2 separate regions of the Homo sapiens genome follow, and region 2 is linked to region 1. A link is a loop called in an ENCODE intact Hi-C map of the cell type or tissue named here. Cell type or tissue: ovary. All regions are shown on one strand. Each heading gives the region's core, and the rest is flanking DNA. Links, peaks and the distances in the headings are about the cores only. Region 1 has its middle 14 kb from the start of MAF. Region 2 overlaps LOC105371356 (a long non-coding RNA gene).

Evidence for each region. A loop is a pair of places that touch in the nucleus more often than their neighbours do. Peaks named below come from ENCODE experiments on the same cell type or tissue, not always from the same donor. Only the 100,000 strongest peaks of a DNase experiment are listed, where the experiment ranks them.
Region 2: a loop joins it to region 1, with 2.2 times the contacts of the local background. A loop is called at or near these places in 6 of 110 quality-filtered maps.

The regions. Positions count from the first base shown.
Region 1 is chr16:79,612,201-79,617,585 of GRCh38, reverse strand. No RefSeq gene overlaps it. Among named protein-coding and RNA genes, the nearest start is that of MAF, 14 kb to the right of the region's middle. In ovary, for the core only: no CTCF peak of the experiment used is centred there; no DNase peak of the experiment used is centred there.
Region 2 is chr16:79,705,421-79,710,805 of GRCh38, reverse strand. All of the region lies in intron 2 of LOC105371356 (a long non-coding RNA gene), which reads right to left. Among named protein-coding and RNA genes, the nearest start is that of LINC01229, 62 kb to the left of the region's middle. RefSeq lists an enhancer at 2,173-2,672. In ovary, for the core only: no CTCF peak of the experiment used is centred there; a DNase peak (open chromatin) is centred at 2,737.

The sequences.
Region 1 (5,385 bases), core at 268-5,267:
CAATTCTCCCCAAATCCTTTAAAGGTTAGATCCATTAGAGAGACTGATAATATCAGAGGGTTAATTAAGACAAGGCCTCAGCACTGACTCCCTTCACACAATAAGAACAGCCCAATCCCTGAGTATGTTGGTGGGAATTATTCCTCGAGCCTTAATGTTATGTAAGGATATATGCACTTAACTTCAGCCTTAACTACTTCATCTGAACTTCAGAACACAGCTCATTACCCTGATCAGCTCTGCTGCAATTCCTGCTACCCATCTCAGTGTCCCTGCTCTCTGTGCCTAGGAGACAGCAGCAGGGGCACAATTTTAAGCACTGGCTTTATTTTCTCCTGAATCTTTGCTCCTGCTCTTTCATTGGTTCAGTGTGCCTTCTCCCTCCTTGACTTCTGGTTCCATAACCTAAGAACCCTGTCTAAAATTTGTATAGACAAGAATTTTGCAATAGGGACACTTTCAGTTATGACATATCCCTGTATTTGAAGAAACTGGGTGACCAGCCGGTGAGATTTTATTTCTAATAGCTGGAGGAGAGCCCCTGGTGCAGAATGATGGGAGTGTTCACTGGAAGCTCACCTGGCACACTCTGTTGTTTCAGGTGAGCACATGGATCCCCCAACTGGTTCAGGATACACCTTTAGACCTTGAAGAGAGTATTCAGTTCCATGCAAACCAGTTGGTTCTCATGGAACAACAGGGAGACCAATGAGAATGAGAACATGGACCCAACTCCTATCTGTGAGATGTGTTCCAGCACCATGAGGCCTTGTGAATGCTTAGTGAAGTGCTTAGGAGAAATTGTATTCCTTCTCATGTGAAACTGAATAATCATAGTGCATTCCATACATGATACAAGGCCCTAGAGATCTAAATAGATACCAGTGAGGAAAATATTTTATATTTATATCTATATATGTGTATATATATATATATATATATATGTGTATATATATACACACACACACAAACACATATATTATATGTGAAAGATAATTACATATGATGTGAGATTAATATATAGTATATATTTATTTATAAATATAAGCCTAGAAAGAGAGAGATGTGTCTCCCATGAGAGTTTCACTTCTGGAAAACACAAACATAAAAAATTAACTGCTGGCTAGGGGTCAGTATTGACTCCCTTCACACAATGAGAACAGCCCAATCCCTGAATATATTGGCAGGAGTTATTCCTCAACCCTATACATTATGTAAGTATATATGTGCGTAACTCCAGCCTTAACTACTCCATCCCAGTGAACTTCAGAACACAGCCCAGCACTCCGATCTGTTATTTCAGATGAGCACATGGGTCCCTCAGCTAGCTCAACACACCTTTAGACCCTGCAGAGAGTATTAAATTCCATGCAAATGAGTTGGTTCTCATGAAACAACAGGGAGACCAATGAGAATGAGAGCATGGACCCAACTCCTATCTGTGAGATGTGTTCCAGCACCATGAGGCCTTGTGAAAGTTTAGTGACATGGTAGAGGGTGGAAGGTCATCTCCACAAAAACAGCTTAACTTTCCGTTCAGATGTTCGTTTGTTTCCTACTTAATGCAGAAAGAAAATAACAAATAACATTGGTTCTTGTTACCAATAGGCTATTCCACATATATTCTAAGGGGTCCATGTGTCTAAGAGGCAAAAACATGTTAGTGTCTGGAAGATATTGCAGAGAAGCTCAAAAAGCCACCTTGTTTTAGTGTCCTTTTACATGTTCTCTGAAACTAGTAAAAAATGCTGTTGGACTGTACACCTAAAAATGGATGGATGGCTAGATGATGGATGGATGGATGAATATATGGAATGATATATGGATGAATAACAGGATTTTTTAATCCCTTTATCCCCCAGACTATTACAAAGCCTGACATACAACAAGCTTTTAATAAGTAAAGAACAGACATGTAGCTCTGATATCTTAATAATAGATCAGCTGGTCACTGGCCTTTCAAGACCTGGGCTTGGAGAAAATTCAACCGCATCTGACACATGTTGGTATCTGTTCATTCATCAAAACCTAGAGATTCTGATGTTGCATGCATGGCTTCATGTGTCTCATAAGAGCATGACCATTATATGGGGTAATTTGAAGAGCATTGCTACTCTAAGATACTTTCTGAAAACTCTACCACTAGTAGGATGAAATTCAGGAGCGGGGCAAGGAACCAATGAAAGCCTTCTTCCTTCCAAGTCTGTCATGAGAGGGTCTAGAGAAGAAAAATCCTGATACTCTGTCTGAGCACCCAAATTGCTTGCTCAAGTCACTCTCCTCTGCAGGCCTGATATGTCCCCATGTCCTGAATCCTTCCCAGATACAACGGAGGCTGACCCCTGACCAGGTGAAGCCTCATACAGGTCAAGTGTGTGATGAATTCTCGATTTCCAAATAAATTAACCTCAAACTCCCCATATACATGGAATGATGACACAAAAGGAACCACACTGAGACCACAAAATAAAAGCCTGGTGTTTGTGCCTGGTCTTGCACAGAAATCTGTTCCCTCTGGGGTTTGCATGAGTAGGTGGTTTTTAAAGGTAATACAAAGCCATAGTTACCACCAGGATTTTCATAGTCCCATAGAGGAAAAAGTCCTGTAATGTTGTATCTTCTTAGTGCTTTGTGCCTTGGAATGTTTTTCTCTCCCTCCTGGCCAAAACTTTTCTACAAAGTATCCCGGATCTACTCTCTTTCTCTGGTAGAATTTGAATCGATTTCATAGGAATTTACAGGACCCCTAGGAGCCAGGTGCTGGTTTGAGTTTGCTGGAACCAAGACACAGAGATTAAACATAAGGCTTCTGCTTCAAAACACTCGCAAAATCATGAGAGAAATAGGTAAGTAAGAAGACAGTGACAAAAGGGTGGCATGAGGAAGCCTTGTGATGGAAATGCCGTGTATCTTGACTGTGGAAATGCTGATTGTGATCACAGGAATTGATGCATGTGATAAGACTGCACAGAATGAAATCACACACACACAAGTGCATGTAAAACTGGTGAAATCTGTGTAAGTTGGGTACATTATAACAATGTCAATTTCCTGGTTGTGCTATTGCAGTCATTTTGCAAAATGTCAATGCTGGGAGAGAATGGGTGAAGGGTACACAGGAGCCGTCTGTATTATTCCTTACAACTGCACGTGAATCTACAATTACCCCAAAATTTAAAAAATTAAAATACATATATAATTACAATGTACAATCACCAATGCCATGCCAGTGGGCCCTGAGAGCAGAGTGGAGATACATCATCCCACTTAGATAAGAAAGTAGTAGTCAAAGAAGGGCCTCTCAAGGAAGGAGAGAAGTCTCAGCTATCAGTGTGAGTTAGCTAGGCTGAAAAGGTGGGGAGGAGGAAAGGATGCACCAGGCTGGAGGAAGCCCAGACCCGCAGGCACCATGGCTGGGTTGATAGTATGACCCTTGAGGCAGGTGAAAAGTGCAGTGTGGACAGCGTCCCTCACCCTGCCCCAGCAAGCCAGCTCTCCCACCATTCTGCTGCTACCTCCTTGGGCTCAGGCCACTCCTTTTAGACCTAAAATAAGGCCTGTTTTCATCTGTAACAGAACCCCCTTCTGCCTCCTCCCTTTTACAGGTCATTTGTTTGTTGAAGAAAGCAGAACATTCGTCTTAGAGAAGTTCCCAAATTATCCATTTGAATTATGGCTTCATAATAGGGTCTGCATCATTTCTCTATCGCCTGCATTTCCTGTAAGCTGGTAGTTTTACTATTACCATGACCATAATCATCATCACTATTACATTACTACCAAATCATCCCAATGTTATTGGAAAGGTAAAAATGTAGGCAATAGAGTGATAGCTTCTAGAAGTTTCATTTCTCTTTCAAATAACTTTTTTTTTTTTTTGAGATGGAGTCTCACTCTGTCGCCCAGGCTGGATGGAGTGCAGTGGCATGATCTCGGCTCACTGCAACCTCTGCCTCCTGGGTTCACGCCATTCTCCTGCCTCAGCCTCCCAAGTAGCTGAGAATACAGGCACCTGCCACCACGCCCGGTTAATTTTTTTGTATTTTTAGTAGAGATGGGGTTTCACTGTGTTAACCAGGATGGTCTCGATCTCCTGACCTTGTGATCCACCCGCCTCGGCCTCCCAAAGTGCTGGGATTACAGGCGTGAGCCACTGTGCCAGACCTCAAATAACTTTAAACCAAATCTTTCCTCCCCATGACATAGAAAATAGACAGCAACCTCATTGGTGCTTAAGTTTAGAAAGAGACTCTAGTACAAAGAGTATGTGCAGACTTGTGCAATGGCCAAGAAGAACCAGCACTGTAATTGCATTCAGCTCACAGAGTTTTTGGAAACAGATCTTTCTGACGGTAACTTCCAATAAAGTTGGTGGGTGTTACATTAATGACTAGACTCTTAGTCACCTCAAAGGAATGAAAATCAGATGACACCAGGATGGTGGAGGGAGGGGAGATATTAGCAATTCTGATTACAGATATGAATGTAATTTCAGGGGCGTTTTATAATTGCTTTTATGCTTTGATTAAGTGCCTCACGTAATACTGGGCTACAAGATGGGACGCTGGAGAGACACAAGGAAACCCAAGATTATTTACTAGCCTTAATGCCAGTGCCCTGAGAAGGCCGAAGAGGGCATATGTTTGATCATCAAATGCAACACAAAACCTTTACTTCTCAGCTTGCCCTGTGTGCTTTAACACTCACAAACAACCTGCAAACACACTGCTGCATATGTGTGTAGCAAATACCAGTTTACGGTTAGTTATAGAAATTCCCAAAGAATTAAGGGCATTTTCTAAAAAGGTTAAGGGGTGGAGGTGTCGGGGACTGGTAATAAGTCCAAAAGCTCTGTATCATCTGCATTTGCCATCTCATTCCTATTCCACCTGTCTGTAAAACAGATTTGCTCAGATCTTTTCTACCAGTGGAAAGGTTTTGGAAACAGTCCTTTCAAATAATGTCTGTCCAGTAAGATAGGCTTAAGGACACAGGTTCAGGCTAACATCTTTAAACACCCACCACCATTGGAAACCAGAGAACGAGACTTCTAGAAATTACAGTTCACCTGATTTTTCCTTTAACTTCCTCCTTTAATGATTTGCTATTCTTGTGAAACCAAAACAAACAAGAATGTTATAATAATGATGTTGCGATGACAGAAGCAATCTTCTTGGATCTAAGGATTCACACTGTGCCCATAAAATGAGTCACTTGGTCAGCTGGTCAACACTCACTCAACAGCTCCCTAAGACACACTCACAACAGATGTTTTAGGGATAGATACAAAGATGGACCATTTACCAGTGTTTGCCATGATACCATATGATATGATATGATATATGTTACTATATTATATAGTAATATACTATATTATATGATACT
Region 2 (5,385 bases), core at 186-5,185, 93 kb before region 1:
ACTTAGTGGTCTCAACCAAAAGTCCTGATTTCCATTAAAATATGAAAACAACTATTATTAGTGGTGTTATTTGTTTAATATTAACTGTGTGCCAGGGAGTGTGATATAAATAATATGGAGTCTTGGCCACAAGATGCTCACAGTCTAGTTAGTTGGGCAGTAAACACACCACTAAATTGTCAGCTAGTAAGATATATCAGAGGAATGCACCAGGAAGTGGGTGTGTTGGAAATTTGGAGACTGGCTAGAGACTTGTAGTCTGGGGAAGTAGAGGAAATAGAGCTTTAGTTTAACTGGAAGGCTGGTGTATTAATTTGTTCTCACACTGCTAATAAAGACATACCAGAGACTGGGTAATTTATAAAGGAAAGAGGTTTAATTGACTCACAGTTCAGCATGGCTGGGGAGGCCTCAGGAAACTTACAATCGTGGTAGAAAAGGAAGCAAGTAAATTCTCCTTCAAGTGGTGACAGGAAGAAGTGCAGAGTGAAAGGGGAAAAAGCCCCTTATAAAACCATCAGATGTCATGAGAACTCACTCACTATCACGAGAACTGCATAAGACTAACAGCCTACATGATGAAATTACCTCCCACTGGGTCCCTCTCATGACACCTGGGGATTATGAGAACTACAATTCAAGATGAGATTTGGGTGGGGACACAGCCAAACCATATGAGTTAGGTAAAGATTCAAAGAATCAAGGGAAAGATGACAACATTTCTGATGTGAAAGGTAGCAAAAGCAAAGATGGGGGAAATGGGCTGGAAGGAGACCTGTGAAGCAAAGAAAAGAGTCTAAGAAGGAGGAGAAAAAAATTCAATGAGAAGACCACTGGCAGGTTTAAGCTGTAAATGCCAGTCTAAATTTCAGGGTTGAAGCTGATGGGTGACAGCCAATGGAGAAAAAGGAAGGAGACTTACAAAGTAAAAACAGTGTGTTCTAGGACCTGCCCCTCAAAGTGACATCCACGAACCACCAGCCTCAGCATGTGAGATTGCCAGATCTCAGGTGACCCTGCAGAGCAATGAACAGGGAATCTCATTTTCACAGGACTTCCAGATAATTCTAGTGCTTGTCATAGTTTCAGAAACACAGCACTTGAAGATCAATTTGAATAAATTAAAATAAGAAAAGATGAGGGAAGCAAATGAAGTGTCTTCTGCAGGCTTTTAGCATGAACTTCTAAGGATCTTGTTTGTGATTAACCAGAGACATGAGAAGAGACAAGTGGTAAGGATGAAGAATCAAAAAGGCCTGATACCTGCACAGTTAGAGTAGATAATGCACAAACAACACACAGGGTGGGCAACTGGGGGAAGGAGGAAGAAGAATGCTGGAACCATGATAGACGCAGGGAAGTCAAGGACAGGGTGGCATGGAGGGCAGCTGATATTTGGAGAGAGAGTAAACAATGGCCTTTTGAACACATTGATGAGAAATTTCCAGGACAGCCTGACCACGGAGGTCTTCAAATGATGTCATGGAAGATCCAGTGGAGGGAAGGGCAGCATGCATTCCCCATGAAGGGAGGACCACTCTTTGGGTCTCCACTCTATTTTCAGTTCCTACAGCAGTATTGGGCATAGAACTGGCACTTAAAAAAAAGAAAAAAGTCAATCAACCAGGAAGGGAAGGGTAGAGTGACGCACAAACCGCCTGCCTGCAGGTAGCCTTGGGAGCTTGTTATAAAGGCACCTCCAGGACCCACCCAAGCCCTACTACTTCCCCCTCTCTCAGGGTAGACCTTGAAATATGAACTTTTACCAAGCTAAGAGATTCTGAGACTTTCTCAAATCTGAGGCTTTCAATTATAAAGACAAAGAAATCAAAGCAAAGGAAGACTCAAGATAACAAATTTGGATGATGCCCACCAATAGGAGAACGAAGCGTTTAATGAATAAAGAGAAGTAAAGTGAAAGCAAAGGTGGCTAAAAATGATCACAATCCATTTGGATCTCCTCAGCATTCAGTATCTTACTTTTTCTGTAATGCATTCATAGTTGTATTGATCCACTTCTTGGGGGTAATAAGCTCCATAAGTTTGCTACCTGGTAGAGAAAGCCTTATTTAATTTTCTTTTGAGCACCAAATGAAATCTACCTTTATGAAATAAGTTTGACATGCAATGATTAAGCTCCTAGTGTGTACAAGTTGCACTGAGGTCAAGGGATATAAAAATTAGTAAGATTCAGTTCTTGCCATGGACACACCCATTGCCTATGTGAGAGACTCACAATAACAGCAGCAACAACAACATCAATAGTCCAAGTGCTGAGAAATGGTCAAAAGGTGGATTGTGTGAGGGCAACCAAAGCATCACGGAGTAGTGGAGTAAGCCTCTTCAGCAACCCAGGAAGGCTTCTTGGAAGTGGCAGCACACGAAGAATAAGCAGGAATTTGCTAAACAGAGAAGATAGGTACAGAGAGAAGAGTTTGGGAGAGAAAGCTGAGATCTGATCCCTGTGGTCCCTATGGGCATTTGCCCATGGTTACTGGGCATGATGAACCCGGACAGGCAGATGAGGATGGAGAAGAGGACTTAGGATTGTGGGTGGAGCCCAGCAGACTCCGCCTGTTGAGAGCCATCAAGGTGGCACACAGGTGGGGCTGGGAAGAGGGCTGCCCCTTCCTCCCACACCGCCAGGGCCTCCAGCCCAGTGTCTTGGAAGGCAAAGCCTGGAGAGAGGGAGTGAGAAAAGCAAATTCTGGCACCCCCGCCCTGTGACTCACTCTTGGCCTTTTGAGCTCTAGCCTTTGCCGAGAAGCCTGGAGGTGCTCAGGGAAGCTGCTGGGAAGTGAGGCCTAGGCTGGCCAAAGCCCTCCTTTTCCGTCCGACACACAGGGACAGGCAGTAGACAAATGCTCCTGAGGCTCTAAGATGCCATCAATTGCAGGAGAAAGTCAAGGGACATGCATGCCAGCTGAGGCTGACTGAGGGCTGAGGGGTCAACTGTTATAAGATGGGGAAACTGAGTCTTAGTGAAGGAACAGAGTTGCCAAGTCCATACAGTTAGATCTGAGCCAAGCTTGCAATCATTTCCAGGCCTCCCAATATGTATCCAGTGTCTCAAAGAGCATCTCCTTTTGTGAAATGAGAATAAATGAGGCTAACATATGAATTCAGGCTTCAAGCTATTTTGGTTGACTGAATGGTTTATCCCAGAGGCTGGTAAACTATGTCTCATAGGCCAAATCTAGACATGACCATCTATGTATTGCCTGTAGCTGCTTTCACGTTGCAATGCCCAGTTGAGACTTTGCAACAGAGACTATACTGTCCACAAAGCCTAAAGTATTTACCGTCTGGCCCTTTGGAGAAAAAAAATGTGTCAACCCCTTTTCTAACTCAATGCTTCTCAGATTTAAGCATGCCTGAGAATCTGGTAGGGAACTGATATGAAATAGTTGGTGCATTTACAGTAGGACCTAGGAATCTGAAGGTAATAAGAGTCTTAGGGATTTTGATGTAGATAACTCAAGACCACTCTTTGAGAAACTTTGGCCTATCGTTGGCTCAGGAGAGGCAGGGCTGACTCTAGGAGCGTCCTGGGCTTTGGGGACCAGGTCTGCAGTTCAGGCTACACCAGGTAGGACATAAAGGCTTCTTTACGGACGTCCAGAGCTCCTCCAGCTTCCACAGAGAAAAGCCCCAGCAGGCCTCTGCAGGGTTACTCACTTGGAAGGCACAGAGTACTGGCCACAGAGGAATGAACCTCTCTTATCAGCTATGTGGCTCTGGTGGAGGCATTTTCTCCCTGGGCCTTAGCATTCTCATCTGTAAAATAGACCACTCAAATCCTATTTATTCAGATGTCTTTCTGTCCTATGGTTGCTAATCTTTTTTTTCCTTTCTTTCTTTCTTTCTTTCTTTCTTTCTTTCTTTCTTTCTTTCTTTCTTTCTTTCTTTCTCTTTCTTTCTTTTCTTTCATTCTTTCTTCTTTCTTTCTTTCATTCATTCTTTCTTTTTCTTTCCCGCTTTTTTTTTTTTTCAGAGTCTCTGTCACCTAGGCTGGAGTGCAGTGGCGCGATCTCAGCTCACTGCAACCTCGTCTCCTGGGTTCAAGTGGTTCTCCTACCTCAGCCTTCTGAGTAGCTGGAAGTACAGGTGTGTGCCACCATGCCTGGCTAATTTTTGTATTTTTAGTAGAGATGGGGGTGTCACCATGTTGGCCAGGTTAGTCTCGAGCTCCTGATCTCAAGTGACCCACTCACCTCAGCCTCCCAAAGTGCTGGGATTACAGACGTGACCACCATGCCCAGCCCAGCTGCTGATCTATTATAGTGAATGACACACTAATACCAATGTCGCTGACATCCCCATAACGTTGGCAGAGTACCAGGAAGTGACGATGTGACTCGGCATCTGCTTTCTAACTCCTGGTCTCAGGGGCCAACAGACCTCATGAAAAGAGACTAAACGGAAAGTTGGGGAAAAGGGAAAGTTGTTGAGAGAAAAATGAATAACCTTCACTGCCAACAAGCATTTATTCACATAACTAACCATTAGACAGTCATCTTTTGTTGAGAACATGTGATAAACCTTGTGAGCATAAAGAATTACTACTGGCTCTGCATTGAGGGGCTTATCGTACTGAAGAGCCATAATCATTTTGGCATTTACAATACCCATGGCTTTAATTTGGCTCAGTGGTTACAGAAAAGAGAGGAATACTAATGTGTTAATTTGAAACACTTAAATGTGTTCAATGTTATTTGTATTAGCTAAAAAAATTTGTGATAACTTATACACCGAACGATAGAGGACTGGTGTTTAACTAAATGAAAAACTTTCAAACCATAGAACCATCAAAAATTACATCTACTGTGAGGTCTCCAACATTGGTGTTTTACTGACACTGGGAACTGGATCATTCTTTGTGGTGGGGAATGCCCTGTGTATCATAGGTTGTTCAGCAGCAGCCCTGGTCTTGAACCACTAGATGTCAAAAGCAAAACCCCTACCCACTACCTCTAATTAGTTGTCACTAACTGTAACAATTAAAAATGTCTTTACACATTGTCAACTGTCCCCTGGGGGATAAAATTGCCCCTTGTAGAGACTTATTGGTCCACGGAAAATTTTGAATCATCCTAGAAATTACATACACTAGCATAGGCAAGAAAAAAAAAATGAAAACTAGGCATAGAGTATGATCTTCTCTATAGAAAATAATAGTAGAAGGATGAGGAAAAGAGAAAAGAAAGGGGAAAAAGGATAGAAGAAAATGAAAAACTTAGTGACACAGAAAGGACTGAAAGGAAATAGCCCAAAAGCTTAAAAATAGCTGCTTCCAAGTGGTGAGATGATAATCACTTAGATGTTTCTATAAATGTTCTGAATATGATTTCAATAAACAGGAAGAACATGTAGAGGAAACAAGTT